2 separate regions of the Homo sapiens genome follow, and region 2 is linked to region 1. Evidence: chromatin loops called from intact Hi-C (ENCODE). Cell type or tissue: prostate gland. All regions are shown on one strand. Each heading gives the region's core, and the rest is flanking DNA. Links, peaks and the distances in the headings are about the cores only. Region 1 has its middle 200 kb from the start of TFCP2L1. Region 2 overlaps GLI2 (GLI family zinc finger 2).

What was found. Hi-C counts contacts between places; a loop is a spot of excess contacts. Peaks named below come from ENCODE experiments on the same cell type or tissue, not always from the same donor. Only the 100,000 strongest peaks of a DNase experiment are listed, where the experiment ranks them.
Region 2: it touches region 1 in a loop (2.4-fold over the local background); 13 of 110 quality-filtered maps call a loop at or near these places.

Annotation. Positions count from the first base shown.
Region 1 is chr2:121,078,755-121,081,658 of GRCh38, forward strand. No RefSeq gene overlaps it. Among named protein-coding and RNA genes, the nearest start is that of TFCP2L1, 200 kb to the right of the region's middle. In prostate gland, for the core only: a CTCF peak has its summit at 1,617 (motif pointing left); a DNase peak (open chromatin) is centred at 1,607.
Region 2 is chr2:120,958,024-120,960,927 of GRCh38, forward strand. The region is part of intron 5 of GLI2 (GLI family zinc finger 2); the gene reads left to right. Among named protein-coding and RNA genes, the nearest start is that of GLI2, 220 kb to the left of the region's middle. RefSeq lists an enhancer at 1,882-2,381. In prostate gland, for the core only: no CTCF peak of the experiment used is centred there; a DNase peak (open chromatin) is centred at 1,618.

The DNA.
Region 1 (2,904 bases), core at 87-2,586:
AAGTTCCAATGTGTAGGGACTGACAAGACGCCACCACTGACAGTGGAGGCCGCAGCTTCCTGTGGCTCCTCATTGAATGTGTGTCCGGCTCCGAATGCAGCAGGTCCACAGGTCACAACTCACTGTCCTGGGGACGGCGGCCTGACTGGTCCTGCTTGGTGAGTGGTCTGTCTGATTAATTCTGGTAAAGAAAGAGACCGCTTCAGTTTGCACTTTGAATTTTCCCTCCTACTGGTTACAGCTCTGGTGGGACAATTAACCACGTGCTGTGTTTGCCGAAAGTCTCTGTGGCACGATGCCAGGCACATGCGGTAGGGGTTGGGTGCTCACTGGCTGCGTGGCTGAACAAGGGCAAGATGCCTGGGTGGTGACTCTGAGAAACTCCCTGTTTTGTCCCCCCCGCCTTTGCATTCTGGTTCCTGCAAGCCCATCCCTCCCCATAACTCTGATAAATGGCCAGGCCCCTTGAGCAGAAGGAGGGGCATTTTCAGTGCACTGCAGGGAGCTGTGTAGGGCCTTGTTCTGCCTGACACCTTTATTAATCGCTCAGCCAGGAAGATAAACAGATTGTTAATTAAATTTGCAGATGTTGCTAAATTGGGTGGTGTTCTGATCGTTCAGTCCCCGGAAGATAGAATGGTCCCACATCGGGCCTCCGAGAGATCAGGCTGGGCCGATGCTAGGCCACAGGTGCTTTAGTGCGTGGGTAATAGCAATGCACTGATTATGGCCAGCGTTTGTTGAGCATTTACTGTGAGCCCAGGAATCACAGGTCTGGATTTCAGCTACTCACATGCTGGGGGCTTTGAGCAAGAGTTTTGCCCTCTCTGGGCCTGGATTTGTTCATCCGTGCAAGATAGGGGTCCCTCACAGCTGTGGCATTCATGAGCTTCAGTGTTTGGGACCTTGCCAAGTGGAGGCAGGGGCCCTGTTTTCCATTTCAGAGGGTGATCAGCGCCCACTGTCCCCGCACTAAGCTCTACTCTTTTGGGAAGTAGAGAGAGTCTTGAGTCCCGGATCTTGGGGTGGGGGGATCTGGGGGATCTGAGGGGTCTGGGAAGGCCTGATGCCTGAGGATCTGTATCTGTGTGCAGAGTCCAGGGGTCTAGGACATTGAGGGGCTTTGGGGCTGTAATGGTTCCTAGGAGTGTAAAGAGTCTAGAAGGATCTGAAGACTGAGGGCAGTTTGTAGGGGTTTGTAGAGTCTAGGGGTCTGAGGGTCTGGAGGGTAGGAGGGATAAACGGTTTGGGGTCCAAGGACTAGGGTTTGGGAAGCTGGAGGTGTTGGGGCCTGGGGGATCTGGTTCTGAGAGTTTTGGAGGCTTGGAGGTTATGGAGTCTGGGGCTTTCTGGAATTCAGTCTTAAGGGTCTGGGACTCTGGGATGGTTTGAGGACTTAGAAATCTAGCATATGGAAAGTCACAGGGTGTGGGGGTGCAGAATTGGGAGATGAGGAGTCTAGGAGACAGGAGTTTGGGGAGAGTCTGGAGTCTCAGTCTTGGTGGTCTTGGGAAATCTGGAGCTGGAAGTTTGAAGGTCTGGGATCTGACGGAAGAGAGCCAGGAGCTGAAAGCTGAACGTGGCCAAATAGCGCCACCTAGTGTCCATTTCTCCACATTACAGCCAGAAAGGAGGTGGCCTAGGTGGGCATTTCTGGAAACCCTGAGGGCAGCTGTGCAGGGAGGGGGCTGAGCAGAATCTCTAGGCTTACAAACTTGCAGTGTTACGCCCGCTCCTGGCAGAGAGTGTGTCCATCTTGTTCACTGTGACCCAACATGTAGAATAGCACCTGACATGTCCTAGATGTGCAATACTCTCTTCTTAAGTGAGTAAGCAAGGGAAATTCAATTTGAAAGTAGTTCACCTGACAAGGGCAATGCTTAACGCACACCCCAGTGTGAGCATACAGACACGCATGCCCACCAACAGCCAGCATTCATGGAACACTTATATTGCCCCAAACAGCACTATGATGTAGGCACCGCTGCCATCACCCTTTCACTGAGGAGGAACCTGAGACTTCCCACGTGAACGCTGTGCCCTGTATCCAGGGGAATTACAGAAAGTCTAGACCTGCACTGTTCCAGACGGTGGCCACTGACCAGGTGCAGCCAACAGTGGCTAGTTCACATGGAGATAAGCTCAAAGTGTAAAATATGCACTGCATTTCAAAGACGGTATAAATACAAGTAAAGGACCACATTAATAAGTGTTTATGTTAAACGCACGTCTACATGATCATTTTTGGATATGTTCTGTTGAATAATCAGTTTCTTTTTCCTTTTAAAAATATGGCTCCTAGAAAATTTAAAATGACATCGATTGCTGGCGCCCTACGTCTCAGATAGCGCTGGTTTAAAGTGAGTCACTGATCACTGGTGAATAAGACTCAAGTCTTGGTGGTGGGTGGGTGGGGACAAATTTCTCCAGGGGTGCCTGGAGGTAATGGGGGAAGCCTGACTGGTGGATCTGCGTGTGGGGGAGAAATTAGTCTAGGAGACAAGTTTAGCCAAGGAATGTCCCACAGAGTAGAGTCCTTGAGGGACCAGATGTCAAGTGCCTCTTGAGGGGCTAGAACGTAGGTCATCAATACAATCTAACACTCCTACCCCCTACTTCCTCTCCCTCTCCCCTTACTTGGGCCTTAGGGATAGGTAGAGAGTTGGGCAAGGAAAACTCATTCCAGGCAAAGATGTTGGGTATGGGGAGGAAGGCATGTTGCTTAGAAGAGGGATGAGGATGCTGGGCAGCTCCAGTGAGTGGAGAGGGCGGGGTGAGTGGGGCAATGGGTGTGGCAGAGAACGAGAGGCTAGAATGCTGCGTAAAGAGGTCTGACTGGGGACAGATGTCAATGGTGAGCTGGGGCTGCATCTGTGGTCTGCAGGGCAGTGGGGCCACCTCATG
Region 2 (2,904 bases), core at 277-2,776, 120 kb before region 1:
GAGCTCAGCCCAGAGCAGCTGGGCCGGAGCCAGAGGGGAGAAGTAGTACAGCGAGCTCCAGGGCAGGCCTGGGTCAGGCCTGGCTGCACGGTGTCCTCCCTGTGGTAGCTGGGCTCAGAGGTGGTGACAGGACTGAAGGGGTGTGGAGTGGCAATCCCAAGCCCTGCGAGCTGTGTGGATTAAACACATTGACTGAGATGGCACATGTGAGCCTGGCCCAGTGCCTGGCATCTAGCAGGTGCTGGAATAATGCTGGTGCAGGTCTCTTTCCACCAGTATATCTTTCCCTCTTTAAATCCACTCACTCTTGCAGGATTCTGTATCTTCATTGTAGGCAGCTCTGTCCACCTGCTGCCTAAGCCCAGGCCCCAGGTTCTCCCAGACCTTTTCCTTGCCATCTCCCATCCATCCCATCCTGTCCCTCAGGCCTCCAAGAGTGGCGTGTCACCCCTCCCGGGCCAGACAGTGACATATCGCCCTCGTAGCACTGCTCCATGGCTGCTGCTCATCCAGCATCCCCATCTTTATCCTCTCCGCCATCCTGCGCTCAGCCCCTGCCACTTCTAGCCCCCTCAGGATAAAATCCAGACTTTAGAACCCCCGTCCAGAGGCCTTCCTCTCCAGCTCATCTCTCTCCACTGCACACTGGTCTTGCCATGCACTGCCCCACATGCAGGTCCCCAGATACCTCCCTGAGCTCATTCCTGCACAGAGTCCTGTGCACGGTGCGCTAGGCCTTCTCCTGAGACCCCACAAGAATCCAGCCCCAGGCCTTTCAAGCCACCAACTAGCTCCACTGCACTAGCGGGACCCAAGGCGCCCCCAACTGGAACTGGCTGGGACTTCTCCTTACGTATGGCCGATGGCCCGCCCTGTCAGGTCTGGGAGCACATCTGGCAAGGAGCAGGTCCTCTGTGTTTGTTGGGTGAGTGAGTGAATGAGTGAATGGCACTTAGAAAAGACCCTGGAATGGAAAGATGCGCTCCAGCTAAGGAAAGAAGCACTCGAGGAATGTAGCTGTTGGCTCACAGGGGACTGGAAGGGGCTGGGGAGCAACTTTGCCTTCCGGGCACTCAGCATTTGGCAGCCCCGGGGGCTGAGCATCTCTGGGAAGCAGCAGAGGAGTGCAGAGGTGAGCTCAGCAGTGGGCGCGAGAGCTCCCAGCCCTCCAGCAGCTGCTGGTTAACTCATCACACCCCACCCGCTGTGCCTTCTCCACCTCCGCCTTGGGAACACATCTGGCTTCAGGACATGGAGGTAACGGGGAAGCATCACCAGATTCCAGAGTCCACCTGAGGAGGGATATCAGTTTCTCCAGCTCCAGTATGGGGTGGGGGTGGGAGCATTTTTCTTATCCATGGATTTCAGGAGCAGATGCCTTCTTTCCCTTTGTTCCCAGTCAGTTACAATCCAAGAAAATCAGAGTAGTCCAGGATTATCTCCTATTTTTATTGCTACTTAATACATTTTTTCCAAAACCAGTTTCAACTAGAACCAGAACCTTCGCTTCACCTTTTAAAAATGCTTTCCGCACTTCCACTTAGCTCCGAGGCCTGTGTGGACGGTTACTCACGTATGTCTCTAAGAGACGCTGAACACAACACCTGGGCTCTCAGCCAGGCGGCTCGGGCTGGACCTGTCTGTGGGGTGTCCCCCGGCCCCTCCCCTCCCGTGAACCATGGGAGCTGGGGAGGTGTTTTCGGTGGGTGCCTGCTCCATGGGTCTGTGCCAGTCCCTCCCGGAAAGCTCCAGACCACACAGCAGAGAATGTGAATGAGCGTTTCCACTAGGTTTCTTTTTGCTCAAATCCTCACTGAGAAAATTGTGTGGGCCATCCCTGGCGCCAGCAGTGCAGCTCAGGAGACCTGTGGAAGGGGCCTGGCTCTCTCTGAGGAATGTGTGTTCACACCAGGAAGCCCCCATACACATCATCTTGAGCATGTGAGCTCTGTGCAGGCGCAGGGGGCCTGGAGAGCTCATGGACAGCCAAGGAGAACAGGCCTTCTCTCTCTGCCTTTCTCTGTCGTTGTGTCTCATGCACACACGCTGGTTGATTCGGCAGGTGTTTATTGGGCACCTTCTATTTACCAGGCTCGGTTCTAGGTCTAGGGACGCAACGCATCATGAGCAGCACACAAGCCCTGCCTTCCTGGTGCCTGAGCTCCAGCGCAGCCCTGTGTGAGTTCCTGGGCGGGACCAAGAATGCCTGTCCCGACCTGACGCCCCTCATACCCCAGCCTCCTTTCTCAGCACCTTCATTCATGGTCCCAGAGGAGGGAGCACTGTAGGGGAGAGAACTTTCCAGAGGTTTTGAATGTCCAGCCAAGGCATGGAGAGGGCTCTGCCAGGCAAGAGGGCGAGCAGGGAGAGGTGGGTGGGAACTCCATGTGGGTCCTCATCCTGCAGGGCCTTGTCCCCAGTACACCGGTTTGCAAACCACCAGCCCAGTTTTTACCTTAGCTGAGTGCCACCTGCACAATTGTGTATTTAGTAATATTTTTTAACAGACTCACCTTTTGGGGTTAAATAAATGGTTCTTCAAATGGAACTTTGTATTTTTTCTGAAATGGAAAACCTAATCCCTGTCTGAAGAGGATGTTCCTGTCTCTGTCTCCATCAAACCTAAAGTAACCTCATCTGGGCCATGTGTGGCCCTACATTTGGGAACACACTGCAGTGGTGGAAGAAAGGCCAGAAGCTAGAGAGGCCTCTACGGGGCTCTTGTGGGATTGGAAAGCCAAGCCCTGCGTTCCTCCCAGGGCACTGAGGCCAGGGTGCCGGCAGGACAGAGGGATTTCCCAGGCTCTGATGAAAACCCACCCTCCCTGGTCTCCCAGTGGTGGGTGAAGGCCCATTTCCTCTTGTTTTTAAAGGGGTCCTGATTTACAGCAGGAAGACAGGAGC